Linked DNA regions of Homo sapiens: region 2 is linked to region 1. A link is an interaction called in ENCODE POLR2A ChIA-PET data of the cell type or tissue named here. Cell type or tissue: A673. All regions are shown on one strand. Links, peaks and the distances in the headings refer to the core of each region. The heading gives the core; the rest is flanking DNA. Region 1 overlaps PLEKHM2 (pleckstrin homology and RUN domain containing M2). Region 2 overlaps FBLIM1 (filamin binding LIM protein 1).

Region 1 (15,247 bases), core at 12,486-14,985:
TACATGTGCCATGTTGGTTTGCTGCACCCATTAACTCGTCATTTACATTAGGTATTTCTCCTAATGCTATGCCTCCCCCTGCCCCCCACCTCACGATGGGCCCCAGTGTGTGATGTTCCCCGCCCCGTGTCCAAGTGTTCTCATTGTTCAGTTCCCACCTATGAAGGAGAACATGCAGTGTTTGGTTTTCTGTCCTTGTGATAGTTTGCTCAGAATGATGGTTTCCAGCTGCATCCATATCCCTGCAAAGGACATGAACTCATCCTTTTTGATGGCTGCATAGTATTCCATGGTGTATATGTGCCACATTTTCTTAATCCAGTCTATCATTGATGGACATTTGGGTTGGTTCCAAGTATTTGCTATTGTGAATAGTGCCACAATAAACATATGTGTGCATGTGTCTTTACCACATCTCTATTATTAAAATAAATAAATAGGAGAGTGGGCCGGGTATGATGATAAGGTGGGAGGATCGCTTGAGCCCAGGAGTTCAAGACTGGCCTGGGCAATATAGTGAGACTCCATCTCTATTATTATATTACATAAATATATTAATCTAGGAGAGTAGGCTGGGCATGGTGGTGTGCGCCTATAGTCCCAGCTACATGGAAGGCTGAGGTGGAAGGATTGCTTGAGCCCAGGAGTTCGAGACTGTAGTGCACTATGATTGTGCCTGTGATGAGCCACTGCACTCCAGCTTGGGCAACATAGTGAGCCCCCATCTCAAAAAAAAAAAACAACAAAAATAAAATTAGCAGTGTACATCGGAAGCATTGCAGTTCCCTGGGGCTGGTGAAGCGGCAGGCACCCAGCAGCTGAAGCCTCTGTTGACATCTCATGTTGTCTAGGAGGGAAGCAACTGGGACATTCCTGATGTGGTCCCCTAAATCCTGCAGAGCCCCATCGCTGAAGCCCTGGGGATAGCCCATGGCCCCTGCTGCTCTGCCCTGCTCAGTTTTTTGTTTTGTTTTGTTTTTTTAATTTTATTTTTAGAGACAGGGTCTCGCTCTGTCACCCAGGCTCGGATGAGCACTTCTGGGGTGGTGGCAGCTGATGTCCTGACTGCTTTATCTCCAGGTGGGATGAAGCAGAAGGAGCTCCAGAAGTAGCTACCCCTGTGTGTGAGCACACCTGGCCAAGACTCTGCAGTACAGTAGTAGGACGCTGGCCAGAGCTAGGGTGTGCAGGAAGTGCCCCTGTCTCCCTGGGCTCCGGTCTCCCTGCCTATAAAATGAGGGTTGTGGCTAAGTGATTATTTTTCTGATTTTCATTACATTCAGTAGTCAGTTTCATTCACTGATAACTTCTCCCTCTCCCTCTCCTTAACTCCAACTCCCTTCACACACCCTTCTGCACAGGGCAGGACATTCTTACTGAATGGGAGGCCCCAGGAAACTCTGCTTCCTAACCAAATGGTTTCTAAGGGCTCTTCTGCTCTTCGATAATGAAATTCCTCAGCCCTGGCCAGCACCCAGCCTTGTCTTAGATCGCAGAGGAGAGTCTCTGCAGAAGTGCTGCTGGCAGTAGTGATTTATTCCTTGGATCACATGAAAATGGGGTGTTATTAGCTGGGCGCGGTGGCTCACGCCTGTAACCCCAGCACTTTGGGAGGCCGAGGCAGGTAGGTCATGAGGTCAGGAGTTCAAGACCATCCTGGCCAAGATGGTGAAAACCTGTCTCTACTAAAAATACAAAACAATTAGCCATGTTGGTGGTGGACGCCTGTAATCCCAGCTACTCAGGAGGCTGAGGCAGGAGAATCGCTCGAACCCAGGAGGCGGAGGTTGCAGTGAGCCGAGATCATGCCATTGCAATCCAGCCTGGGCAACAAGAGTGAAACTCTGTCTCAAAAAAAAAAAAAAAAGGGGGTGGGGGTATGTTATTAGCTGGGTGCGGTGGCTCACTCCTGTAATCCCAGCACTTGGTGAGGCCGAGGTAGGTGGATCACCTGAGGTCAGGAGTTTGAGACCAGCCTGACCAATATGGTGAAACCCCATCTCTACTAAAAATACAAAAAATTAGCTGGGCATGGTGGCAGGTGCCTGTAATCCCAACTACTCGAGAGGCTGAGGCAGGAGAATCGGCTGAACCTGGGAGGCGGAGGTTGCAGTGAGCCAAGATCGTGCCATTGCATTCCAGCCTGGGCAACAAGAGCACAACTCCATCTCAAAAAAAGAAAAAAGAAAAAAAAAAGGTATTATTAGTCTTAGGAAGCTTGGCTAAGACTTAAAATACCCCAGCTGGCCGGGCACGGTGGCTCACGCCTGTAATCCCAGCACTTTGGGAGGCCAAGACAGGTGGATCACGAGGTCAGGAGATCGTGACCATCCTGGCTAACACGGTGAAACCCAGTCTCTACTAAAAATACAAAAAAAATTAGCTGGACGTGGTGGCGGGCGCCTGTAGTCCCAGCTGCTTGGGAGGCTGAGGCAGGAGAATGGTGTGAACCCGGGAGGCGGAGCTTGCAGTGAGCCGAGATTGCGCCACTGCACTCCAGCCTGGGGAACACAGCGAGAATCCCTCTCAAAAAAGAAAAGAAAAAAGACCCCAGCCTGCCTGCCTCACTTGTTTGTTTATTTTCTGCTCCCTGTGTCTTTCTGAGGGGATGGATGTCGAGCACTGGCCCTTCCCTTACATTCACAAGAGGCTGCGCCTGAAGCTGCAGCAAACTGCTGATGCAAGCTCGGGGGGGTAGTCGTTATGGTGGCCTCCCTGAAGGGACATTCAGTAGTTGCAACCACATGGCCCTTCTCCAGCTGTCACTGATACGGACGGGTCGCCCAAAGGTAAATGACAGCAGGTAGCTTGAGCTCCACCTTTCCCCTGGGGATCTGCCTTGTAAGGGAGGAATGTCTGTGAGACCAGAGGGGCAGTTTGCCCAACCAGTGACCATGCTGTGAGTAGAATTCCCAGACGCAAGGTGGGCAGTGGCATGTCACTTTCCATGGGACGCGTCCTCACCCACCTTGTACCTACAGCATCGCCATGTGAGGGGCAGCCTCCAGGACTCAGTGGACCAAGAGGGCCCCTGCAGTGCAGTCTGGCTCGGAGGTTGAGATGAGCTTATTTAGCTGTGGCCATCGTGGATGTAATCCTTAAAGAGGTGATTGGAGGTGAGGTGGGTGGTAATCCACCCATTCTTCAGGTGGGTTTTTTTTTTCTTTTTTTGAGATGTAGCCTTGCTCTGTTGCCCAGACTGGAGTGCAGTGGCACAATCTCAGCTCACTGTAACCTCCGCCTCCCAGGTTCAAGCAATTCTTTTGCCTCAGCCTCCCAAGTAGCTGGGATTACAGGCATGTGCACCACCACGCCCAGCTAATTTTTGTATTTTTAGTAGAGATGGGGTTTCATCATATTGGTTAGGCTGGTCTCGAACTCCTGACCTCAAGTGATCTCTCCACCTTGACCTCCCAAAGTGCTGGGATTACAGGCATAAGCCACCGTGCCCAGCCTTTTTTTTTTTTTTTTTTTTCGAGGCAGGGTCTCACTCTGTTGCCCAGGCTGGAGTACAGAGGTGTGATCATGGCACATTGCAGCCTCCAGCTCCTGGGCTCAAGCAATCCTCCTGCCTTAGCCTTCCGAGTAACTGGGACTATAGGTATGCACCACCACGCCCAGCTAACTTTAAAAAAAAAAAAAGTTGCTAGAAACAGGGTCTTGCTATATTGCCCAGCTGGTCTCAAACTTCTGGCTTCAAGCAATACTCCCGCTGACTCAGCCTCCCAAAGTGCTGGAATTACAGGCGTGAGCCACAGCGCCCAGCCCTCAGGTGGGGTCTATTCTGTTTTTGGATTTCCACCTCCTAGACCTGTCCTGCTGAGGCTCTTCCAAACACTCTTGTGTAAATAACGTTTGGTCTCCATGGAGCCCACAGGGAGGCTGCTGTTACCTGGCGGCCTTCTCCCTGGGCATCACAGGAGAGTCGAACCTGCCAGGCCAGGCCGGGCCGGGCAAGGTTTCTTAGGTATCCTTAGGTCTGTGTCTGCGGTGGCTGAGCAGGGATGGGGCAGGCACAGCGGTGGAGCCCCACAGTGGCCAGGCAGTTAAACAGGCACGCTTACAGCCATCTGTCCAGCCTCTCCTGTTGTTGGAGCAGGCGTTTTTATCCTGCTCTGTAAATAGGGAAGTGTGACCCCTGCTCCCCTAGTATAACTTGCGAGTTGACAGCAGAGTTAGAATCCAGATCGCCCCTCTTTTGGGCTGGGCAGGGTTGCAGCCTCTTTTTGACCTTGTCTGACGAGGGAGAAAGGAAGGACGTCACTTGGAACTGTCTTATGTTCATTTGGCTGTTTATCGTCTTTCACAGCCACCTTTGAGTTAATTATTAGAGACCAATCTGGAAGGATTTCTTCGTATCAACCATAGTACTAGAAATTGTTTTGTGGGTGTATGAAGATCAGAGAGAGACGGGACAGAGAAGGCCGGGCTGTGGCAGCTCAGAGCAGAGAGTGGGACTCACCCTGATTAAAATTCTCTGAGTCAGGCATTTCTTGGCTTGTTGGAGTGTACCACCCACACTTCCCCGAAGCAGTCTTGTGACGCCCAGCCTTCCCAGAGCGCCTGGGAGCCCTGTGCTCCTGGCTTTGGGAGAGTCTGGGATGAGCTGAGCTAGCTTTTCCCGGCCCTGGTGCCTGAGCACAACCGAAAAATCAGCAGCAGGGACAGGAGAGCAGCTGAGCAGGTCTAGAGCGTGGTCTGGGAACATGCCTTTGAGACAGAGGCCTCAGAGTCCGTGGACCTTAGGGAACCACCATGTTTAAAAATTTACCTTAAATCTGAATCTCTCTCTTCATTCTCAGCTGACCTTGCTTACTTTTGAATTTTCTTCTGATGACAACTTTTTCATCCTCCCACCATGGAGCATACTGGCCCACCTGCTTGTGGACTCTCCTTTGTGGCCAGAGGGGTCCCATCCTGTCTTTCCTGGGCAAGGACTTTATTTCTTTACTCTACCCTGTTTTTCCTGCCACTCTTTTGGCAAAACCGGTCAAAGGGATTTTCTGTATTTACTGTCTCTTCCTCCACTCCCTCCGTCCCTCCCTCCCTCCCTTCCTCCCTTCCTTTCTTCCTCTTCCTCTCTGTTCTTCCACTTCCCTCACCCCCTCTTCTGACCCAAAATAGGCAGAATGGCATACCGAAGCCCCATGTTCAGCTCGTATCATCACCGGACAGTCTATACCACCAGCCCTCTATTATTTTGAAACAGATTTCCAGACATCCATAAATATTTCAGTACGTATTGTTAAAAAATGAGGATTCTTTTCTCACATGACCCAATATTACAAAAAATTCACAATAACTTTTCCTCAATATCATCAAATATTTGCTGTTTCAAGTTCCAGCTGCCTCATCACTGTCATGTTTAAATGCCTCATTTGCTGATGCGGGATCCACACAAGCTCCTGCCCTCCGTGATGAGTGCCCATCAGGCTGCTGCCCCCGCCCCTGCGCCCATGTGCTTTCCTCATGGTCCCAGCACCTCCCTTTTAGGCCCCTGCTGCCATGACCCTGGCGACTGACCACACCTGCCCTTGGGAAACTTTCCTCACTGGGCTTCTGGAGCACATACTGCCCACGTTTTCTGCCCACCTCGCTGGCTGTGCCTTCGTGGTCTAAGACAGTGATCCTCAGCCCGGGCCAGGCATCAGGATTACCTGGAGTGTTACAGTGCTGCTTCTTGTGCCCTGACTCCAGAGTTTCTGATGTCATTGGTCTGGAAAGGGGCCCGGGCATTGTTGGGCTGCGTGGGTGAGGACCCCTGGTCTAACGCAGCCCTGGCGGCTCAGTACTCAGACGCTCCTCCTGCTGCACACTCACGGCTTTCAGTGGCTGGCGGCACCCCCCCTGCCCCTGAACCTCAGATCCATTTCCACAGCTGTGTCCTTGATGTCTCCACGTAGATATCTTTTTTTTTTTTTTTTTTTTTTTTTTTGAGATGGGGTCTCACTCTATCACCTAGTTGGAGTGCAGTGGTGCAATCTTGGCTCACTGCAACCTCTACCTCCCAGACTCAAGCGATTCTCCTACTTCAGCCTCCTGAGTAGCTGGGACTACAAGTGTATCGTGCCATCATGTCCGACTAATTTTTTGTATTTTTGCTGAGGTAGGGTTTTGCCATGTTGCCCAGGCTTGTCTCCAACTCCTGAGCTCAGACGATCCACTCACCTCGGCCTCCCAAAGCGCTGGGATTATAGGCGTGAGCCACTGTGCCCGGCCTCCACATAGATGTCGGATAGGTGTTCTGAACTTATGCCAGAGCTGAACTCCACCTGATCCAGAAACGGCTGCCGTCCACCTGCTCAGACCATACCTCAGAACTGTTGCTGGCTCCTCCTTTTCCCTCATGCCCCACATTTAATCCATCGCTAAATCTCTGCGGCTCTGCCTTCAGACCCTGCATCTGACCCCTTCTCCTGTCCTCTACACTGTAGCCAGCTCCCAGCCCCCATTTTCCCATTGTCGGGGCTGCTAGCCTCCTAACCAGCCTCTGCCTCCACCCTGGCCTTTCACAGTCTGTCTACTCACCATACAGAAACTATGGCAAGGCCGGATCTGGTGGCTCACGCCTGTAATCCCAGCACTTTGGGAGGCCGAGGTGGGTGGATTGCTTGACCCAGGAGTTCAAGACCAATCTGGGCAACATGATGAGACCCCATCTCTACAAAACAGAAAAACTAGCCTGCTGTGGTGTCGCACACCTGCAGTCCCAGCTACTCGGGAGGTTGAAGTGGGAGGATCGATTGAGGCAGAGGCTGCAGTGAGCCAAGATCGCGCCATTGCACTCCAGCCTGGGTGACAGAGCAAGACCCTGTCTCAAAAAACAAGCAAGAAGCTATAGCAGCTTTGTAATAGTGACATCGAGTTATGTACTTTCCTGTTCTCACCTGCCAACAGCTTCCCATCAAACTGGTAATGAAACGCAAAGCCCCTCGCACGGCCTGTGTGGCTGTGCATGATCCGGCCCTCAGCTGCCTTCTTGACCTCATCTCATGCTGCTCACCCCTCACTCCCTGAGCTCCAGCCACACCAGGCTCCTCACTGTTGCCCCTGCTGTTCCTCTAACCGGAATACTTTCCCCCCGGATGCCACAATAGCCATTTCCTCAGGGAGATCTTCTTGGCTCCTTATTTGTTTGTTTGTTTTTATTATTATTTTTTGAGTTGGAGTTTTGCTCTTGTTGCCCAGGCTGGAGTGCAGTGGCACGATCTCGGCTCACTGCAACCTCTGCCTCCCAGGTTCAAATGATTCTCCTGCCTCAGCCTCCCGAGTAGCTGGGATTACAGGTGTGCGCCACCATGCCTGGCTAATTTTTTGTATTTTAAATAGAGACGGGGTTTCACCACGTTGGTCAGGCTGGTCTCGAACTCCTAACCTCAGGTGATCCACCTGCCTCAGCCTCCCAAAGTGCTGGCATTACAGGCGTGAGCCACTGTGCCCGGCTTTTGTATTTATTTTTTTCCCTCTGGGGGCTCCGTATTTATAACAGATTTCCACACCCTGCTTCATTTTTTTCATAGCACTTACTACTCCCTGATGCCGTATTATACATTTGCACTAATTTATCTCTGCCACCGTGTCTGATATGTACATAGCAGGTGCTCAGTAACTGTGTGTTGAAATATGTGACCCTTCACGGCTTGAGCCTTCCCTTCTGGCCACTGCTGAACTGAGCTTTGAGCAAGAGGCAGCTCCTCAGCCGAGCCTATCACAAGTGTGCATTCCTTGCCACCTCTGCTGCAGGCTCCAGACCGAGGGCCAGCATGCTTCTTCTGTAAAGAGCCAGGTGCTAAATAGTTCAGGCTGTACAGGCCATGCGGTCTCTGAGACAAACTCCGTCTCAAAAAAAAAAAAGAGTGCTTAAAGTGTAGGCTTTGGGCTGGGCACCATGGCTTATACCTGTAATCCCTAGAATTTGAGAGGCTAAGGCAGGAGGATCACTTGAGCTCAGGAGTTTAAGACCAGCCTAGACAACATAGCAAAACTCCATCTCTACAAAAAAAATACAAAAAAAAAAAAAATTAGCCAGGTGTGGTGGTACATACCTGTAGTCTCAGCTATTTGGGAGGCTGAGCTGGGAGGATCACCTGAGCCCGGTAGGTTGAGGCTGCAGTGAGCATTACTGCACTCTAGCCTGGGCAACAAAGTGAGACCTGTTTCTAAAAACACTGCTCCACTTGCCGTCATAGCACAAAAGCAGCCACAGGTGACACGTGAGCCGATGGGAGTGGCTGTGTTCCAATAAAACTTTACACACAAAACTTGGAGGTGGTCCCCTAGCCACCCTGCCCTAGACTCCCACGAATTCTGAGATTTTCTGCCTTTCCCCAAAATCCACATGAACAGAAAGGAAACACTCAGAACCACTTGGCAGTCTGATCAGCAGAATGAACTTCTTCCCAGAAGTGGGGAAAGCCCCTCCTGGAGCAGCTGCAGCTTTTTTTAAAACTGACAAGACACATCCTCACTCGGGAGATGCCAGTGTGGGGCCAAAGGACAGAGACTGTACCAGCAAGGGCTGTTGGTAGAGAAGCCACCCTGGCTGCTCTCCTTGGTCTGTCTTCCAAGAAGCAGAACTGGAGAAGACTCTGAGCTCATGTCTACCATGGGGTTTTAGTTCTCATAGTTTATATTTTTTTGAGATGGAGTCTCGCTCTTGTCGCCTAGGCTGGAGTGCAGTGACGTGATCTCAGGTCACTGTGACCTCCACCCCCTGGGTTCAAGTGATTCTCCTGCCTCAGCCTCCCGAGTAGCTGAGATTACAGGCACCCACCACTATTCCCAGCTAATTTTTGTATTTTTAGTAGAGATGGGGTTTCACTGTGTTGGCCAGGCTGGTCTTGAACTCCTGACCTCAAGTGATCCACCTGCCTCGGCCTCCCAAAGTGCTGGGATTACCAGCGTGAGCCACTGCACCTGGCCAGTTCTCATGATTTAAAAGAGAGGGAACTGCATTTTTCTTTTTTCTTTTTTTTTATGGAGTCTCGCTCTGTCGCCAGGCTGGAGTGCAGTGGCACGATCTCAGCTCATTGCAACCTCCACCTCCCTGGTTCAAGCAGTTCTTCTGCCTCAGCCTCCCGAGTAGCTGGGGCTACAGGTGCACACCACCACGCCCGGCTAATTTTTGTATTTTTAGTAGAGATGGGGTTTCACCATGTTGGCCAGAATGGTCTCGATCTCTTGACCTTGTGATCCACCTGCCTCGGCCTCCCAAAGTGCTGGGATTACAGGCGTGAGCCACTGTGCCCGGTCCGGAACGGCATTTTTCTTTCTTGGATTCCCCTAAAACGTATTAGGAGGGGATTTAAATAGAGTCTAACTTTACAAAAAAGTTTTTTAAAATAGAGATGGGGTCTTGCTATATTGCCCAGGCTGGTCTCAAACTCCTGGCCTCTAATGATCCTCCTTCACTGGCCTCCCAAAGAGCTGGAATTATACTTGTGAGCCACCATGCCTGGCTAGAGTCTAACATTTTACATACATTATTCGTTCTGGGACCTCCAACCCAGGTTTGATGAAAAGACCTGGGTTTAAAATCTGTCTCTGCCCCTTACTAGCTCTGTGACCTACTTACGGGGCTGCGGTGGTGATTAAATTACGTTTGAAAAGTGTGTCATCGTCATCATAGCTGCTAACATTTGTTAAGTGTTTACGATGTATCATGTACTTGGTAAACATAGTATAAGCATTATGAACCCTCATGGCAACCTATAGGGAGGGTCCTATTACTAAGCCCATTTTACAGACAAGGAAAACGAGTTTCGAGAGGTTAGGTAACTTGCCCAAGGTCACACAGTGAATGAGTAGCAGAGTCAGCATTCAAACCAAGTTGTCCGACTCCAGAATCCACACTCTTAACAGCTCTGCCACCGTCCTGATGCACAGAGTGTGCACTCAATAAATCATGGCCCTAATTGTAGTGGGTATTAGCTCTACCAGCAGGTATTGAGTGCAACCAAAGAGTAATTTGGCATAAAAGATGAGGATTGTGCTTCCAGGCTGGGTTATATTTGTTATACTCACCCCATTAATTCTGTTCTGGGGTCCTCATTTCTTCGATGTTTGCTTTCCTTCCACTCCTGTTCTTTCAGAGCCTTCTGATACTGGAGCGGGAGGGAGGTGGTTACCAGCTGCAGCCTCATTACAGCTAAGAGAGTGCCACTGCTGTTTATTTACCTTTATGTGCTTTGCTACCCAGCTCCCAAAGTCTTTAAATAGCCACATGTGGCTAGTGACTACTGTATTGGACAGCTCAGGTCTAAATAGTCGTTTTATAACCCATTTTGCAGATGAGAAAAAATGAGGGTTAGAGAGTTAAGTAATTTGCCAAAGGTGCCCACCTCTGTAGTCGCAGAGCCACACTTTGGACCCGGGTTTCCTGCCTACGGAGCCTTCTCTCTCCACCACCGTGGCATATACACTCTTTGTACTGTACTTTTTGCAGAAATTGTTTCAAGGCACAGATTGCTTCCTAACTCATAATACCATGTGTAGATATGCAAGCCACCTTGAAATAAATGTGCAGGACATACCTAAAGAAAGCTATAAAAATTACCAAAGGATATAACAGAAGACCTGAATAAATGGGGAAAAGACTCCATGTTCCTGGATAGGAAGACTCAATATTGCAATATTATTTCCTCCTCCAAATGATCTCTGGATTCAGTATAATTCTAGTACAAGCCGGGCGCGGTGGCTCATGCCTGTAATCCTAGCACTTTGGAGGCCGAGATGGGCAGATCACGAGGTCAGGATATCGAGACCATCCTGGCTAACGTGGTGAAACCCCATCTCCACTAAAAAAAATACAAAAAATTAGCTGGGCATGGTGGCGGGCGCCTGTAGTCCCAGCTACTCGGGAGGCTGAGGCAGGAGAATGGCGTAAACCTGGGAGGCGGAGCTTGCAGTGAGCCGAGATCGCGCCACTGCCCTCCAGCCTGGGCGACAGAGCGAGACTCCATCTCCAAAAAAAAAAAAAAAAAATTCTGGTACAAATCCAGAAGAAAATTGTAGTGAAATTTGATTAAAATAATGTACTAGAACAGCCAAAACAGTTTTGTTGTTGTTGTTATTGTTGTTATTTGAAACGGAGTCTCACTCGGCTGCCCAGGTTGGAGTGCAGTGGCATGATCTCGGCTCACTGCAACCTCCAACTCCCGAGTTCAAGCAATTCTCCTGCCTCAGCCTCCCGAGTAGCTGGGATTACAGGCATGGTGGGGCCCGGCTAATTTTTGTATTTTTTTTAGTACAGACAGAGTTTTACCATGTTGGCCAGGCTGGTCTCAAACTCCTGACCTCAGGTGATCCGCCTGCTTTGGCCTCCCAAGGTGCTGGGATTACAGGCGTAAGCCACTGCACCCAGCTACCAAAACAATTTTGAAAAAGAATGTTGAGGGGGCTGGGGTGGACTTGTTCTGCCCATACCAAAATGCTGAATAAAGTGAAAATTTTAAATGGAGGACCAGCACAGGAATATATAATAGGCCAACAAGAAGTAGTTTTAAAAGGGGCATATTACATCACAGATCAGCCAGGCATAGTGGCATGCATTTGTAGTTCCAGCTACCCAGCAGGCTGAGGTGAGAGGATTAGGAAGAGCTGGACCATTAATTAACATTAATAAATACGAGGGCTGGGTGCCGTGGCTCATGCCTGTAATCCCAACACTTTGGGAGGCCAAGGCAAGCAGATCACCTGAGGTCTGGAGTTTGAGACCAGCCTGGCCAACACGGTGAAACTGGATCCTTACCTCATGCCATATATAAAGCTGGATCCTTACCTCATGACATATATAAAGATCTAAACATAAGGGAACCTGGCCGGGCATGACGGCTCACCCCTGTAATCCTAGCATTTTGGGAGGCCAAGGCAGGAGGATCCCTTGAGCCCAGGAGTTCGAGAGCAGCCTGGGCAACATAGGGAGACCCTGTCTCTATCAAAAATAAAAATAAAATAAAATAAATAAAAACATAAGGGGACCAAAAACCAGCAGTGAAAAAACAAAAAAGATCTAAACCTAAAAACCAAAATCAAATTGTCCTAAAACTATAAAAGAAAAAAGGCACTTTTGTGGCCAACCGTGGTGGCTCATGCCTGTAATCCCCACACTTTGGGAGGCTGAGGTGGGCAGATCTCTTGAGCTCAGGAGTTCGAGACCAGCCTGGCCAACATGGCAAAGCCCCATCTCTACTAAAAAATACAAAAATTAGCCAGGTGTGGTCGAAGGTGCCTGTGATCCCAGCTACTTGGGAGGCTGACGCAGGAGAATCACCTGAACCTGGGAGACACAGGCTACAGTGAGCCGAGACTGTGCCAGTGCACTCCAGCCTGGGCAACAGAGCGAGGCTCCATCTCAAAAAAAAAAAAGAAAAAAGAAAAAAGGCACTTCTGTAATCTTACATTGGGAAAAATGGGAAACTATAAAGGAAAAGACTGGTAGATTTGACTGCATCAAAATTAAAAATTTCTCAATAGGGCAAAAAAATGACAAGTGAAGTTTAAAGGTCAATTGATAACGGGGGGGAAAATAATATATAACAACACATTAGGTTAAATCCTTAAAGAGCTGTAACATGGCTGGGCGCGGTGGCTCACGCCTGTAATCCCAGCACTTTGGGAGGCTGAGGCGGGTGGATCATCTGAGGTTGGGAGTTCAAGACCAGCCTGACCAACATGGAGAAACCCCATCTCTACTAAAAGTACAAAATTAGCCGGGCACGGTGGCGCGTGCCTGTAATCCCAGCTACTCAGGAGGCTGAGGCAGGAGAATCGCTTAAACCTGGGAGGCAGAGGTTGCAGTGAGCCGAGATCACGCCACTGCACTCTAGCCTGGGCAACAAGAGCAAGATTCAGTCTCAAAAAAAAAAAAAAAAAAAAAGAGCTGCAACAAATAACAAAAACACAAGCAGCCAGTGGAAGATTGGGCAAAGGCTGTGAATACTTAGTTCCTAGAAGAAGAGAAACACGTGGCTAATATGGATGTTCCACTGCGCTTTTAATCAGAGAAGTACAATTTAAAACAGGTACTATTTTTCACCAAATGGACTGGAAAAAATTAGACTAATTATATGCAGTGTTGGCCAGCATGGTCGGAGTGTAAATCAGTCAGACATTCTAGACGGCCAGGTGGCAGGACCCAGGCAGATTGTGAATGTGTTTGTCTGTTGGCTCAGCAGTTCCCCTTGCAGGCACTCACCATACAGAAGCATCCACACAGGACTGCACAATGGTCACTGCAATATTATGTGCTATGTCCAGGAACTGGATATGATATCCATATTTAACAATGGTTGAAGTATGGTACATCATAATGATATGGAAATATACATGGATATACCTTAAAGGCAAAACAAGTTTCAGAATGAATATAGCATGATCTTATTTTCCTTTTTTTTTTTTTTTTTGAGACAAGTTCTTGCTCCAGGCTGGAGTGCAGTGGTGCCATTACAGCTCACTGCAACCTTGAACTCCTGGGCTCAAGGGATACCTCCCCCTGACCCTGCCTCAGCCTCCCAAGTAGGTGAGACTATAGGTGCATGCCACCATGCCTAGCTAGCTTATTTTTATTTTTATTTTTCGCCCCTGCTGGAGTGCAGTGGTGCAATCTTGGCTCACTGCAACCTCCACCTCCTAGGGTCAAGCGATTCTCCTGCCTCAGCCTCCCAAGTAGCTGGGATTACAGGAATGTGCCACCACACCCAGCTAATTTTTGTATTTTTAGTAGAGACGGGGTTTCACCATGTTAGCCAGGCTGGTCTGAAACTCCTGACCTCAACTGATTTGCCTGCCTTGGCCTCCCAAAGTGCTGGGATTATAGGTGTGAGCCACCACGCCTGGCTAATTTTTAATTTTTTGTTTGTTTGTTTGTTTTTGTAGACACAGCGTTTTGCTATGTGGCTGAGGCTGGTCTCAAACTCCTGGCCTCAAACGATCCTCCTGCCTCGGGCCTCCCAAAGTGTTGAGATTACAGGCATGAGCCACCACTCGTGGCATTCCTTTTTTTCTTATTTCTTTCTTTCTTTTTTTTCTTTTTTTCTTAGGTCTGTGTATACAGGAAAAGAGTTGGGGGGATACGTGCACACCAAGCTGTTGGCAATAGTAAATGGGAGCAAGGGGGCCTTTATTCTTTATACACACCTCTGTGTTGCTTCCATTTTTACAATGAACAAATGTTTTCAGAATAATTTTTCTTTAAAGGTATCTTAGCTGAGAAAAGAGTCTGAGTTCCAGCCCTGGGTCCTGTCACTTAACTAAAAACCATATTGAGGGACTTAACCTCGTCTCTGTAAATACACAAATATACACATTCTTTTCCATGTGGGAATTATAATTCAAGAGAATGAATAATATTCTGTTTTTTGTTTGTTTGTTTGTTTTTTGTTTTTTGTTTTTGAGAAGGAGTCTTGCTCTGTTGCCCAGGCTGGAGTGCAGTGGCGTGATCTCAGCTCACTGCAAGCTCCGCCTCCCGGGTTCCTGCCATTCTCCTGCCTCAGCCTCCCGAATAGCTGGGACTACAGGCGCCTGCCACTACGCCCGGCTAATTTTTTGCATTTTGCTTAGTAGAGACGGGGTTTCACTATGTTAGCCAGGATGGTCTTGATCTCCTGACCTCGTGATCCGCCCACCTCGGCCTCCCAAAGCGGTGGGATTACAGGCGTGAGCCACTGCAGCCCAGCCCTGTTTTTTTTTTTTTTTTTGGAGACAGAGTCTCACTCTGCTGCCCAGGCTGGAGTGCAGTGGCACAATCTCAGCTCACTGCAACCTCTGCTTCCTGAGTTCAAGCAATTCTCCTTCCTCAGCCTCCTGAGTAGCTGGGATTACAGGTGCCTGTCACCGCACCCAGCTAGTTGTTGTATTTTAGTAGAGAACGAGGTTTCACCATCTTGGCCAGGCTGGTCTTGAACTCCTGACCTCGTGATCCACCCGCCTTGGCTTCCCGAAGTGCTGGGATTACAGGTGTGAGCCACCACACCCGGCCCTGTTTTGGTTTTTTAATTAGAACATTGCACTAGATCTCTAAGGATGCTTCCAGCTGTAACATCTGTCTATAGGCTCTCTGATCTCAGATTTACTCAGATTTTGAAATTAAAAAAAAAAAAAAAAAAAAAGCTCTACCCCAGTGTGGTCGTACTTAATACTGAAGTGTGCAGTAATGTTTCCAGCTGTTGCTGAGAGGGATTATGCAGTTTTTGCAGGCTTATTCCTCTTTCTTTCAGCTCTAGAAATCTTTCCTTCTGGTGCTCTGATT
Region 2 (15,247 bases), core at 6,160-8,659, 76 kb after region 1:
CACTGCACTCTAATCCTCCAGCCTGGGCAACAGAGCAAGACTCTGTCTCAAAAAAAAAAAAAAAAAAATAATGAGGCTCTTGAACTGCAGCAGCCTGGAAGGAGTTGAGTGCTGTTAACTAAGAAGAAAAATGGGTTTCCCTGCACTGCCCACACCCACATCTCACCATTTCTACTTGCTTTGGGGTCCATATTATTTATGACTATTGTTGGAAGGATAACAATACTTTTATATGTAGGTAGTATTGTTTTTTTTTTTTTTTTTTGAGACGGAGTCTCGCTCTGTCGCCCAGGCTGGAGTGCAGTGGTGCAATCTCGGCTCACTGCAAGCTGCACCTCCCGGGTTCACGCCATTCTCCTGCCTCAGCCTCCCGAGTAGCTGGGACCACAGGCGCCTGCCACCACGCCTGGCTAATTTTTTGTATTTTTAGTAGAGATGGGGTTTCACTGTGTTAGCCAGGATGGTCTTGATCTCCTGACCTCGTGATCCGCCCACCTCAGCCTCCCAAAGAGCTGGAATTACAGGTGTGAGCCACCGCACCTGGCCTGTAGGTAGTATTTTTTAATTTATAAAATGCTTTCATTGACATCACCTTGTTTAATCCTAGTGACAGTCTTGTGAGATGGGATTTATTGTCCCCATTTCACATGGGGAAACTGGTGGGGTGTGGTGGCTCACACCTGTGATCCCAGCACTTTGGGAGGCTGAGGCAGGAGGATCACTTGAGCCCAGGAGTTCGAAGCCAGCCTGCGCAGTAAGACCTCATCTTACCATAAATGTTTAAAAATTAGCCAGGCATGGTGGTACCTGTCTGTAGTTCCAGCTACTCTGGAGGCTGAGGCAGGAGGATTGCTTGAGCCTGACAGGTGGAGGCTGCAGTGAGCCATGATAATGCCACTGCACTCTAGCCTGGGTGACAGAGTGAGACTCTATCTTAAAAAAAAAAAAAAAAAGGATGGGAAACAGGCAAACAGTCTCAGAAAAGTGGTTCCAGCCATGCTTGTGTGGGCTGGGTTCAGTGAGGTTTCAGCCACCGCACAGCTGCCTTGCAGAGGTTGTGAGACTTGGTGGTAGATAAGGTGTTTCTTCCAATTGGTTCTAATTTAGGAGGGGTCTCATGTGGCCCTCTGGCATGTGTTCTTACAGTGCCAAACAGGTGGCACAGATGGTGCAGTTGTATAGCCCATGGTCTACTTGAGAGACTCAAGTGGCCTTGTAGGGAGGAGACACACAGGGGTGCCTCACCCAGCTGGCCATGGAGGAAGGCAGATTGCAGACCCTGGTCCCTACTGCATAAGGAGGGCCACCTGTGACCCCAAAGTAGTCCCTATAGGGACTCTTTTTTTTTTTTTTTTGAGACGGAGTCTTGCCCTGTCTCCCAGGCTGGAGTGCAGTGGCGCGATCTCAGCAACCTCCTCCCGGGTTCAAACAATTCTGTCTCAGCCTCATGAGTAGCTGGGATTACAGGCACCCACCACCACGCCCGGCTAATTTTTATATTTTTAGTAGAGACGGGGTTTCACCATGTTGGCCAGGCTGGTCGCAAACTCCTGACCTCATGATCCGCCCGCCTCAGCCTCCCAAAGTGCTGGGCTTACAGGCGTGAGCCACTGCGCCTGGCCCCCTATAAGGACTCTTTTGTGGGATCAGTGCAGCTTCCAAAGGGTGCCCAGAACCAAGTCTCTGCGCGCAAATTGTCCCCCCTGTTATTCTCTAGCATGTGCCCAGGTGAGGTTTCTGGGGCAGAACAGTGACGTTGGTAGAATTTGGGCCCCGAGTCCCTGTGTTCCTCATTCTGAAATCCTTTGGTGATTTGAAAAATAGAAAATATTAATGTTTGTGCTGGTGTTGAAGCTGTGTGGGCTGTGGAGTCACAGAAAGGCCCCTGGAGCCAGATCCTGGAGACCCAGTCTGGTCCCAGCTCCAGAACCAGCTGTGTGACCTGGGGCAGAGCCCACTCCTCCCTGGACCTTGGTATCCCACCTGTGAAATGAAGGGACTGGACTAGATTCAGGCACTCATCAGCAGATACCCATGGCCTGTGCTGGGATGGGGACTTGGCCTTAAACAGGGTTCCTGTCTCGTAGAACTTACGTTCTTTTTTTTTTTTTTTTTTTTTTTTGAGATGGAGTCTCGCTCTGTCACCCGGGCTGGAGTGTAGTGGCACGATCTCGGCTCACTGCAAGCTCTGCCTCCCGGGTTCACGCCATTCTCCTGCCTCCTGCCTCAGCCTCCCACATAGCTGGGAGTACAGGCGCCCGCCACCACGCCCGGCTAGTTTTTTGTATTTTTAGTAGAGATGGGGTTTCACCGTGTTAGCCAGGATGGTCTCTATCTCCTGACCCTGTGATCCGCCCGCCTCAGCCTCCCAAAGTGCTGGGATTATAGGCGTGAACCACCGCGCCCGCCCAGAATTTATGTTCTAAAGGGGTTATTGAAGCCGGGCGCACTGGCTCACACCTGTAATCCCAGCATGGGAAGCCAAGGTGGGCGGATCACTTGAGGTCAGGAGATCGAGACCAGCCTGACCAACATGGCAAAACCCTGTCTACTAAAAATACAAAAATTAGCTGGGTGTGGTGGCACACGCCTGTAATCCCAGCTACCTGGGAGGCAGGAGAATCGCTTGAACCCGGGAAGCAGAGGTTGCAGTGAGCCAAGATCGTGCCACTGCACTCCAGCCTGGGCGACAGAGCAAGACTGTCTCAAAATAAATAAATGATAAAAACAAATTTTAAAAAATAATAAAGGAGCTATTAAGACTCTTCTAGCCCCAACTTTCCCTGAACCCTCAGGGGACTTCCCCAGGTGTCCTTAGTTCTCCTGACGGTGAATGTCTGTCCTCACCGGCGCCTCCACGTGGATTAAAGCCTCCATGTGTGTCTGTGTCTCATCTTCCCTTATGGAGACCTGGCCCGGGTGTTGGGAGGGCAGCAGTGAGCAGCCTCCTTCCTCCCACTTAGGAAGGGCATCCACTCATGCAGTTGGTTTATTCGGCAGATGCCAAGTGAGTCCCTCCCCTGTGCAGGCAGCGCCCAGGCCCAGGGCGGGTCAGCATGTGTCTTTGTCTCCCCAGGACTGCAGGATCCTCCTGTCTGTCGAGCCCACGGACCAAGGCTGCTACCCCCTGAACAACCATCTCTTCTGCAAGCCATGCCATGTGAAGCGGAGTGCTGCGGGGTGCTGCTGAGAGTGCCCGCTGGGCAGTGAACAGACCACTAGCCCCGGCTGGGGCCCTTCCCTGACTTGGTTTCCCTTCCTAACCTGCTCTTGCACACTTTCCTTCTGAGCCTCCATGGAGACCAGCCTGCAAGCCGGCCCAGCCTGTCCAGGATACAGTGGGGCTGAGCACCCCCAGGCCTTCCACTCCTCTACCCTCTGGGCACCAGAAGGCTCCTGGACCATGAGCTTCACCCCCAGAATTCCCTGCTGACCCTGCCCCACTTCCAGGGAAAAGCTGGGGGAGGTTGGACCCCTCTCACTGACTAGCTGTCTGGTAGGGGTGCTAGGACCAGCCTCGCCTGTGGGGTTGAGCTGTTTGAGGACAAACTCCAAGGTCCCTTAAAAAGTGCCTTTTAGAGGCTGGGCATGGTGGCTCACGCTTGTAATCCCAGCACTTTGGGAGGCCAAGGTGGGTGGATCACCTGAGGTCAGGAGTTCAAGACCAGCCTGGCCAACATGGTGAAACCCTGTCTCTACTAAAAATACAAAAATTAGCCAGGCATGGTAGCAGGTGCCTGTAATCCCAGCTACTGGGGAAAGCTGAGGCAGGAGAATTGCTTCAATCTGGAAGGCAGAGGTTGCAGTGAGATTGCACCATTGCATTCCAGCCTGGGCAACAAGAGGGAAACTCCGTCTCAAAAAAAAAAAAGTGCCTTTTAGGCCGGATGTGGTGGCTCATGCCTGTAATCCCAGCACTTTGGGAGGCCAAGGCAGGCAGATCACTTGAGGTCAGGAGTTTGAGACCAGCCTGGCCAACACGGCAAAACCCCGTTTCTACTAAAAATACAAAAATTAGCTGGGTGTGGTGGCGTGCGCCTGTAATCCCAGCTACTCAGGAGGCTGAGGCAGGAGCATTGCTTGAACCCGGGAGGCAGAGGTTGCAGTGAGCTGAGATGGCACCACTGCACTCCAGCCTGGGAGACACAGCGAGACTCTGTCTCCAAAAAAAAAAGTGCTTTTTGAAAATGTTGAGGTTGAAATGATGGGAACCAACATTCTTTGGATTTAGTGGGGAGCATAATAGCAAACACCCCCTTGGTTCGCACATGTACAGGAATGGGACCCAGTTGGGGCACAGCCATGGACTTCCCCGCCCTGGAATGTGTGGTGCAAAGTGGGGCCAGGGCCCAGACCCAAGAGGAGAGGGTGGTCCGCAGACACCCCGGGATGTCAGCATCCCCCGACCTGCCTTCTGGCGGCACCTCCCGGGTGCTGTGTTGAGTCAGCAGGCATGGGGTGAGAGCCTGGTATATGCTGGGAACAGGGTGCAGGGGCCAAGCGTTCCTCCTTCAGCCTTGACTTGGGCCATGCACCCCCTCTCCCCCAAACACAAACAAGCACTTCTCCAGTATGGTGCCAGGACAGGTGTCCCTTCAGTCCTCTGGTTATGACCTCAAGTCCTACTTGGGCCCTGCAGCCCAGCCTGTGTTGTAACCTCTGCGTCCTCAAGACCACACCTGGAAGATTCTTCTTCCCTTTGAAGGAGAATCATCATTGTTGCTTTATCACTTCTAAGACATTTTGTACGGCACGGACAAGTTAAACAGAATGTGCTTCCCTCCCTGGGGTCTCACACGCTCCCACGAGAATGCCACAGGGGCCGTGCACTGGGCAGGCTTCTCTGTAGAACCCCAGGGGCTTCGGCCCAGACCACAGCGTCTTGCCCTGAGCCTAGAGCAGGGAGTCCCGAACTTCTGCATTCACAGACCACCTCCACAATTGTTATAACCAAAGGCCTCCTGTTCTGTTATTTCACTTAAATCAACATGCTATTTTGTTTTCACTCACTTCTGACTTTAGCCTCGTGCTGAGCCGTGTATCCATGCAGTCATGTTCACGTGCTAGTTACGTTTTTCTTCTTACACATGAAAATAAATGCATAAGTGTTAGAAGCTCTTCCATGTTGTGTGTAGGCTCTCACACAGGTAAACGCTGGCGTTTGGTAGTAGCCCTGGGCATCTGCTCGCTGTGGCGGGAGTGTCCGAAGAGTGCTGGGGCTCAGCTCAGCAGATGGAGGGGCTCATTTCCTGCCTCATGCCCAGCACTGGGGCCGGCCAACTCACTGGGTGTGCTTCTCCTGGACACAGGCCACCACTGATGGGGTTGGCTGCAGGAGCCTCAGTAGGGCTGCCAAATGCTTTAAGAATTAACACTCATGCCGGGCGTGGTGGCCCATGCCTGTGATCCCAGCACTTTGGGAAGCTGAGGTGGGCGGGTCACTTGAGGCCAGGAGTTTCAGACCAGCCTGGCCAACATGGTGAAACACCGCCTCTACTAAAAATACAAAAATTAGCTGGGCATGGTGGTGCTTGCCTCTAGGCCCAGCTACTCGTGAGGCTGAGGTAGGAGAATCTCGAACCTGGGAGGCAGAGGTTGCAGTGAGCTGAGATCACAACACCGCACTCCAGCCTGGGTGATAGACTGATTCAAAAAAATAAGAATCAACAGTCAGGCTGGGTGCAGTGCCAGCACTTTGGGAGGCCGAGGTGGGTGGATGGCTTGAGCTCAGGAGTTTGAGACCAGCCGTGTCAACATGGCGAAACCCCGTCTCTATGAAAAATGAGCTGGGCACGGTGGTGTGCACCTATAGTCCCAGCTACCTGGGAGGCTGAGGTAAGAGGATCACCTGAGCCCAGGAGGTCGAGGCTGCAGTGAGCCGTGATTGTGTCACTGCGCTCCAGCCTGGGTGACAGAATGATACCCTGTCTCAAAAATAAAAAAAAAACACCCCCAGGGCGTGCTCCCTGCACATAACTAGGCTGCTCTCCCTTTTCAAGCTTGCACACTGACCCCTGGGCTCACTTGGTGAGCACAGGCCCAGAAAGAGTTGGCCTGAAAGAGCACTGGCTTGGTGACAGGCCACCCAGATCTCAGACCTATCTCTGTACTCAATAGCGTGGACAAGTTAGTAACCCTCAGCCTTGATGTTCTCATCTGGAGCAGTTTAAAACATTTTATTTATTGGCTGAGCGCGATGGCTCACACCTGTAATCCCAGCACTTTGGGAGGCCGAGGCAGGCAGATCACAAGGTCAGGAGTTCAAGACCAGCCTGGTCAACATGGTGAAACCCCATCTCTACTAAAAATACAAAAATTAGCCAGGCGATGTGGCAGGCGCCTGTTATCCCAGCTACTTGGGAGGCTGAGATAGGAGAATCGGTTGAACCTGGGCGGCAGAGCCTGCAGTGAGCTGAGATTGCGCCACTGCACTCCAGCCTAGGTGATAGAGTAAGACTCCATCTCAAAAAAAAAAAAAAAAAAAAAAAAAAAATATATATATATATATATATATATAAAATGTATTATAAAAATAGAGGCCGGGCGTGGTGGCTCATGCCTGTAATTTTAACACTTTGGGAGGCCAAGGCAGGCAGATCACGAGGTCAAGAGATCAAGACCATCCTGGCCAACATGGTGAAACCCCGACTCTATTAAAAATACAAAAAAATTAGCTGGGTGTGTTGGTGCGCACCTGTAATCCCAGGTACTCAGGAGGCTGAGGCAAGAGAATTGCTTAAACCTGAGAGGCGGAGGTTGCAGTGAGCCGAGATTGCGCCATAGCATTCCAGCCTGGTGACAGAGCGAGACTCCGTCTCAAAAAAAAAAAAAAAAGAGGCCAGGCACGGTGGCACATGCCTGTAATCCCAGCACTTTGGGAGGCCAAGGCGGGTAGATAGCCTGAGGTCAGGAGTTCGTGACCAGCCTGACTAACATGATGAAACCCCATCTCTACTAAATACAAAAAAGTTAGCCGGGCCTGGTGGCACATGCCTGTAATATGAGCTACTTGATAGGCTGGGACAGGAGAATCCCTTGTACTTGGGAGGTGGAGGTTGCAGTGAGCTGAGATCGCGCCATTGCACTCTAGCCTGGGCAACAAGAGCAAAACTCCATCTCAAAATAAATAAATAAATAAATAGAGATGGAGTCCCACTATGTTGCTCAGGCTGGTCTCAAACTCCTGGGCTCAAGCAATCCTCCCACCTTGGCCTCCCAAATAGCTGGGATTACAGGCGTGAGTCACCATGCCCAGCCAAGTTGGAACAGTTCTAATCTATCATGGAGAGTTGCTGTGAGAGAAAGGGAAGTATTAGGCTGAGAGATTTCAGCTTAGTTCATGAGTCACTGGCTTCATCTTGTGAACCCTGAAATTCTCTAGCCGTCACTCCCTCCATGGTCACGTTGATGCCTGTCAATCAGACCACCAGGAACACGCCTGCAGTCAACAAATTTGGGTTTATTATGCTTGCTGTGGCAAGGGAGGCCACACAGCACGGGGAAGCCAGGGCATCTCCAAAAGCAGTGTTAGTGCTGGTATCGGATTTGGAGAAAGATTTAAGGAAGTGTGGGTTTGCTCTGGATGTGTGCTGTCAGAAAGCGGGGTGATTGTATGGTTCAGTGACTCGATCCCTTTATATCTACAGCTGTGATTGGGGGCGACGCAGCAGCAGCTGCAGGAGACATTCTCATTTGTGTGGGTGGCCCTGAGATGCGTGTTCAGGACAGCTGCTGAGTGGTGTTGCTTTTGACTTTAACCTTCTTAGGCCAGACGTGGTGGCTCATGCCTATATACCCAGCACTTTGGAAGGCCAAGGAGGGCGGATCATCTGAGGTTGGGAGTTTGAGACCAGCCTGACCAATGTGGAGAAACCCTGTCTCTACAAAAAATACAAAATTAGCCAGGTGTGGTGGCGCATGCCTGTAATCCCAGCTACTCGGGAGGCTGAGGCAGGAGAATCGCTTGAACCTGGGAGGCGGAGGTTGTGGTTAGCCGAGATCACGGCATTGCACTCCAGCCTGGGCAACAAGAGCAAAACTCCGTCTCAAAAAACAAAACAAAACAACAAAAAAACCATATAAACAAACAACAAAAAAACCATATATATGTGTGTGTGCGTATATATATGTATATGTGTGTATATACATGTCCATATATGTATATATGTATGTATATGTGTATATATATGCATATGTGTGTGTGTGTGTGTGTGTGTGTGTGTGTGTGTATATATAGCCTTGTTGTAATTCCTCATGTCCTAGCATGCTTCTGTTTGAGTGTATTTGGAGGGGTGTTACCTGGATGAAATTCTAGGAGATGCCTCTGCTTTTCGGGCTGCCCATGTAAAAATCATTCCATTCCATAAGGGGATGCTTCTAGGGAGCACTCAATAGTGTGTATTCACCTCCCCCACCCCAACCCTCCCAACCAACCTTCATTCTTCTTTTCATTCCTCTTTTCATCCTTTTCTCTGCTCTCACTTGGAGGGCGCCTGCCACATGTAGGCACAATCAGAACACCCCAGGCAAAGATGATTTCCCTTCCCTTTGGGTACACTTACTGGCAAAGATAAAATATATTCTCTAGATTCAAAGAGATATTTGTGCACCCATGTTCATATCAGCATTACTCACAATAGCCAAAAGGGGGAAGGAACCAAGTGTCCATGAACAGAAGAACGGATGACAAGATGTGGTCTCTCCAGACAATGGAAGATTCTTCAACCTTAAAAAGGATGGCAGCCTGGGTGCGGTGGCTCACATCTGTAATCCCAGCACTTTGGGAGGCTGAGGCAGGTGGATCACTTGAGGTCAGGAGTTCGAGACCAGCCTGGCCAAAATGGTGAAATCCCATCTGTACTAAAAATACAAAAATTAGCCATTAGCCAGCTGTGGTAGTGCACGCCTGTAATCCCAGCTACTCAGGAGGCTGTGGCAGGAGAATCGCTTGAACCCAGGAGGCGGAGGTTGCAGTGAGCCGAGATCGTGCCATTACACTCCAGCCTGGGTGACAGAGCGAGATCTCCGTCTAAAAAAAAAAAAAAAAAGGCCACACGTGGTGGCTCACACCTGTAATCCCAGCACTTTGGGAGGCTGAGGCAGGCGGATCACGAGATCAGGAGTTCAAGATCAGCCTGGCCAACATGGTAAAACCCCGTCTCTACTAAAAATACAAAAATTAGCCAGGCATAGTGGCACACACCTGTAGTCCCAACTACTGGGGAGGCTGAGGAAGAAGAATCATTTGAACCCAGGAGGCAGAGGTTGTGATGAGCTGAGATCGTGCCACTGCACTCCAGCCTGGGCAACAAAGTGAGACTCCATCTCAAAAAAACAAACAAAAAAAAAGGATGGCATTCTGACACATGCCACAATGTGAATACACCTTGACAACATTGTGCTCAGTGAAATAGGCAGACACAAAAGGACAGACACTGTATGATTCCACTTATATGAGTATCTAGTCAGATTCATAAAGACAATGTAGAACAGAGGTTTCCAGGAACTGGGGGGAAATAGGAATGAGGAGCTTAGTGTTTAATGGGGGCAGAGTTTCAGTTTGGGAAGGAGAATAGCGTTCTGGAGGCTGGGCGCAGTGGCTCACGCCTGTAACCCCAGCACTTTGGGAGGTCAAGGCAGGCGAATCGCTGGGGCCCAGGAATTCAAGACCAGCCTGGGCAACATGGCAAAACCCTGTCTCTACAAAAAATTAGCCAGGCATGGTGGCATGCGCTTGTAGTTCCAGCTACTCTAGGGGTTAAGGTAAGAGGGTCATCTGAGCCTGGGAGGTCGAAGTCGCACTCCAGCCTGGGTGACAGAGTGAGACCCTGTCAAAAAAAAAAAAAAAAAAAAGCTGGCCAGAGTTCGAGACCAGCCTGGCCAACATGGTGAAACCTTGTCTCTCTAAAAATACAAAAATTAGCCAGGTAGGGGCCGGGCGCGGTGGCTCACGCCTGTAATCCCAGCTCTTTGGGAAGCCGAGGCGGGCGGATCACGAGGTCAGGAGATTGAGACCATCCTGGCTAATAGGGTGAAACCCTGTCTCCACTAAAAATACAAAAAATTAGCCGGGTGTGGTGGCAGGCGCCTGTAGTCCCAGCTACTCGGGAGGCTGACGCAGGAGAATGGTCTGAACCCAGGAGGCGGAGCTTGCAGTGAGCCGAGATCGCGCCACTGCACTCCAGCCTGGGCGACAGAGAGAGAGTCTGTCTCAAAAATAAAATAAAATAAAATATTAGCCAGGTGGAGTGGCGGGCACCTGTAGTTCCAGCTACTTGGGAGGCTGACGTGGGAGAATCACTTGAACACAGGAGGCAGAGGTTGTCGTGAGCCAAGATTGCACCACTGCGCTTCCAGCCTGGGTGACACAGTAAGACTTTGTCTTAAAAAAAAAAATAGTTCTGGAGATGTATGGTGGTGATGGTTGCCCAACAGTGTGAAGGTACTTAATGCCATGAAACCGTACAGTTAGTTGCGATGGTAAATTTTACATGTATTTTAGCACAATTAAAATATACGTATATAATACATCTATCTATGCATCTAAACCAGATGCTGCGAGACAGGAAGAGGAGCTGGTGAAGGCATGCAGTGCTGGAAGGGTCCTGAGGGGGACGGTCCCTGCCTAGGGTCCCCTGCGCAGCCTGGGAAGGCTGGCCACTGCTGTCTGCAGATGAGCTGGTTGTCCCGGCTGTCCTGGACTCCCTAAAGGCAGGTGCGCACACAACCACTAGAGGGCAGCATGGGCTGGCGAACGGGGAGCCCGGGCATGAATGATTTCAGGGTTCACACGGGTCCTCAACTTCTCCAAACTGCAAGAGGGGAAGGGTCATTCCGGCCCACGCACCACGCAGGGTGGCAGTGAGGCTGAGAGGAGAGAACAGATTGCAAAACTAGAAAGTGTCCAGCCTGGGCCAGGCACGGTGGCTCACGCCTGTAATCCCAGCACTTTGGGAGGCAGAGGCCGGTGGATCACCTGAGGTCAGGAGTTCGAGATCAGCCTGACCAATATGGTGAGACCCTCGTCTCTACTAAAAATACAAAAATTAGCCGGGCATGGTGGCGTGTGCCTGTAGTCCCAGCTATTCAGGAGACTGAGACAGGAGAATCGCTTGAACCCGGAAGGCGGAGGTTGCAGTGAGCCAAGATCATGCCACTGCACTCCAGCCTGGGCGATAGAGCTAGACTCTCTCTCAGAGAAAGACTCTGTCTCAAAAAAAAAAAAAAAAAAAAAAAAAAAAAAAAAAAAAAAGAGAAGGAGACCAAGGTGCAACTTTCTTCGGTTGTCCCGAATCCGGGTTCATCCCACACCAGCCACCTCCACCATGCCGTGAAGTTTGACCCCAGAGAGATCAAAGTTGTATACCTGAGGTGCACTGGAGGTGAAGTCGCTGCTTCTGCGCTGGCCCCCAAGATCGGCCCCCTGGGTCTGTCTCCAAAAAAGGTTGGTGATAACATTGCCAAGGCAACGGGTTACCGGAAGGGCCTGAGGATTACAGTGAAACTGACCATTCAGAACAGACAGGCCCAGATTGAGGTGGTGCCTTCTGCCTCTGCCCTGATCATCAAAGCCCTCAGGGAACCACTAAGAGACAGAAAGAAACAGAAAAACATTAAACACAGTGGGAATATCACTTTTGATGAGATCGTCAACATTGCTTGACACACGTGGCACCGATCTTTAGCCAGGGAACTCTCTGGAACCATTAAAGAGATCCTGGGGACTGCCCAGTCTGTGGGCTGTAATGTTGATGGCCGCTACCCTCATGACATCATAGATGACATCAACAGTGGTGCTGTGGAATGCCCAGCCAGTTAAGAAGCAGAAAGGAAAATATTTCAATAAAGGATCACTTGACAACTGGTGGAAAAAAAAGAAAAAGAAAGAGTGTCCAGCCTGGGCAATGTGGAGAAACTCCATCTCTACTAAAAATAGAAAAATTAGGCAGGGCCAGGCGCAGTGGCTCATGCCTGTAATCCCAGCACTTTGGGAGGCCGAGGCGGGTGGATCACCTGATGTCAGGAGTTCATGACCAGCCTCAACATGGAGAAACCCCGTCTCTACTATAAAAATACAAAATTAGCTGGGCGTGATGGTGCATGCCTGTAATCCCAGCTACTCGGGAGGCTGAGGCAGGAGAATTGCTTGAACCTGGGAGGCGGAGGTTGTGGTGAGCCGAGATCACGCCATTGCACTCCAGCCTGGGCAACGAGAGCGAAACTCCGTCTCAAAAAAAAAAAAAAAGAAAAAAAGAAAAATTAGGCGGGCGTGGTGGTGAGCACCTGTGGTCCCAGCTACTTGGGAAACTGAGTTGGGAGATTCACCTGAGCCTGGGATGCAGAGGTTGAAGTAAGCTGAGATCGCACCACGCCACTGCCCTCCAGCCTGGGCCACAGAGCGAGACCCTCTCTCCAAAACAAAACAAAACAAAAAACTAGAAAGTGAGTGATATGGCTGTGGAATTGCTGCCTCTGTCCTAGAGACACGCCCTTTTGGAGGGAGACCTGTGTCAGCAGACTGAATTCTTCATTGGCTCAAACCCCCACCTGCTAGGAGGGGCCCACCTGGAAGTCCCCATGCTGCTACCCTGCAATTCCATACCTGGGAACCTGGGCACAGTAAGCACAGAATCAGAGCTGGGACAAAGGACAGCATGGTGCACTGGGAGCCCTGAGCCTTTCTGATGGTCACCCTGTCCCCAGAGGCCCCTTTCCCGAGGGCACACCCAGGTGTGAACTTCACCCAGCACAGGCCACAGGCCAGCCCCTCCAGGGCAACCCAAGCCCCTCCCTACCCTGCTAGAGAGACAAATGGTGGGAACCGGGAATTGAATGGGGGGATGGGGAGAGGGGAGGAGGCTGAGCTGATGAGGAAGAATTGCAGGGACTGAGAACATTTTCCAAAAAATGTTCTCCTCACTTTAATGTACAGTTTATGTAACAAAATAATCTATGAAGTAGCAATTTTGACATTGCCAAAGAGGAGGAAGCTGCACATCAGAGAGCTGGTATAACTGCACAAGGCCGCACAGCAGAGACAGGATCAAAGCAGGTCCAGTGAAAATTCTATAGTCCTCCACTACAGACCCACTTCAGAAATCCATATTCTAGAATGTTTCAGAACCCATCGTGTAACACAGGTGCCAATGTCCAACTGAAAAAACCTTTAATGTCTGGAGCTCTGCATCTCTGCATCTTTTTTTTTTTTGAGACACAGTCTCACTCTGTTGCCCAGGCTGGAGTACAGTGGTGCAAATACAGCTCACTGCAGCTTTGATGATGTCCTGGGCTCAAGCAGTCCTCCTACCTCAGCCTCCCAAGTAGCTGGGACCCCAAGCATGCACCACCACACCTGACTAATTTTTTAAATTTTTTGTAAAGATGGGGTTTTACCATGCTGCTTAGGCTGATTTGGAACTCTTGGCCTCAAGCAATCCTCCTGCCTCGGCCTCCCAAGTGCTGGGATTACAGGAGTGAGCCACCGTGCCCAGCTAAGACCTGCATCTTTTTTTTTTTTTTTTTTTTTTTTAGAGATGAGGTCTCTCTATGTTGCCCAGGCTGCTCTTGAACTTCTGAGCTCAAGTGATCCTCCTGCTTTGGCCTCCCAAAGTGCTAGAATTACATGTGTGATCCACCACGCCAGGCCAAGACCTGCATCTTAAGAGGGGGAGTTTAGACTGCAGGCCTCTTGCTTGTAAGTGACATATAATTTTCCCAATCCATCCAGAAAGGTCCTTGTATCCTGTATGACTCATACTAATTCTCAGAGAGTGAGCATCAGATTAGAGAGACTCTGGAGTGTACCCTGCTCATAACCTTCCTTCTGCAGAAAAAAATGTATGTGATTCAGTGGAAAATAATGCACTATCTACACCCAGCACACCCTTCCTGGTTATCAGATTCTAGCCTTTTATTGTCTTTGAGCGACTTTACAGCTCTGTAAATTATAGGTAAATGATATATTGCCCTGTCTAGTAGAGGTTCTCCCTCGCTTTCTTGTTGAAAAACCAGTTTTCATTTGCACATTCATTTCAATATTCCTGACCTATGAATGTGACTGTTCTTAGCTGTCCCCCCTTTTTTTTTTGAGACAGAGTCTCGCTCTGTCACCCAGACTGGAGCAGAGCACAGTGGCATGATCTCAGCTCACTGCAAGCTCCGCCTCCTGGGTTTAAGCGATTCTCCTGCCTCAGCCTCCCAAGTAGCTGGGATTACAGGCATATGCCATGATGCCCAGCTAATTTTTGTATTTTTAGTAGAGACGGGGTTTCACCATGTTGGCCAGACTGGTCTTGAACTCCTGACCTCAGGCAATCCACCTGCCTCGGCCTCCCAAAGTGCTGGGATTACAGGCGTGAGCCACTGTGCCCGGCCCTTAGCTGCCCTTTTGAGCTGGTTATAACATCACCTGGCTCCCTTATGAGTTAAATAAAATGGCTAATACCTATTCATTTTCTATCTGTGTGGGAGTCATGATTTTACCTTCTTTTGAAAATGAAAATGACCTTGCAACGCTTCCTTCATCAGGTGTTTATGACAGCTCCTTTAGGCCAGAGGAGGTGGTGGGGTCCCTTGCAGGGCATCCCATGAGGTGGAATTAAGAGCAGCTGGCCGGTGGCCTCTGTTCCCCAGAGTGGTCTCTGAATGGGAAGGGAGGGGAGGGGAGGAGGAAGACAGGAGGGAGGGGTTCTGCCCAGTGGATGGGATAAGGTCTTAGCAAGACCTAGATTCTCGGGCTGGGTGAAGTGGCTCATGTCTATAATCCCAGCAATTTGGGAGCCGAGGCAGGAGGATCACTTGAGCCCAGGAGTTCTATTTCAGCCTGGGCAATAGAGTGAGACCCCATCTCTACAAAAAAAAACAAAAAACAAAAAACAAAAAAAAAACTAGACTCTCTCTCTGGTTAAGCTCCTAGCCAGCTATTTGACCTTGAGACACAATGTCTTTAAGTTTTGAGGGTGAGGAAGGGTGTCAAAAACTGACATTTATTTCCTGAGCTCTTGTCTGTCTTGTCTGGGGTGAGGCTGGAGAGGTGGGATGATTGACTACGCTGAACAGGAAGCTAGGTTTCAGGAGTTAGGCAGCCTGCCTGGGATCGAGACTCCTTGATGAGGATACTGACAGTAATAACAACAGCAGCAGCTACCATTTCGTGGGCATGCATATGCCCATATGTATTATCTCATTTAGTTCCCACTGCTGCCTGGAAGGAAGGAATGATCTATGATCCCATCGTTCACACAGGGAG

Evidence for each region. Peaks named below come from ENCODE experiments on the same cell type or tissue, not always from the same donor. Only the 100,000 strongest peaks of a DNase experiment are listed, where the experiment ranks them.
Region 2: POLR2A ChIA-PET joins it to region 1 with 10 read pairs; 5 of 35 experiments call an interaction of 5 or more read pairs at or near these places.

Annotation. Positions count from the first base shown.
Region 1 is chr1:15,699,263-15,714,509 of GRCh38, forward strand. All of the region lies in intron 1 of PLEKHM2 (pleckstrin homology and RUN domain containing M2), which reads left to right. Among named protein-coding and RNA genes, the nearest start is that of PLEKHM2, 23 kb to the left of the region's middle. In A673, for the core only: no CTCF peak of the experiment used is centred there; no DNase peak of the experiment used is centred there.
Region 2 is chr1:15,781,472-15,796,718 of GRCh38, forward strand. It overlaps FBLIM1 (filamin binding LIM protein 1), which reads left to right. Exons shown (of 9, transcript NM_017556.4): 9 at 3,077-5,118. The coding sequence ends at 3,190. It also overlaps the pseudogene RPL12P14. Among named protein-coding and RNA genes, the nearest start is that of UQCRHL, 19 kb to the right of the region's middle. RefSeq lists enhancers at 4,920-5,684, 5,685-6,449, 10,306-10,806. In A673, for the core only: no CTCF peak of the experiment used is centred there; a DNase peak (open chromatin) is centred at 7,340.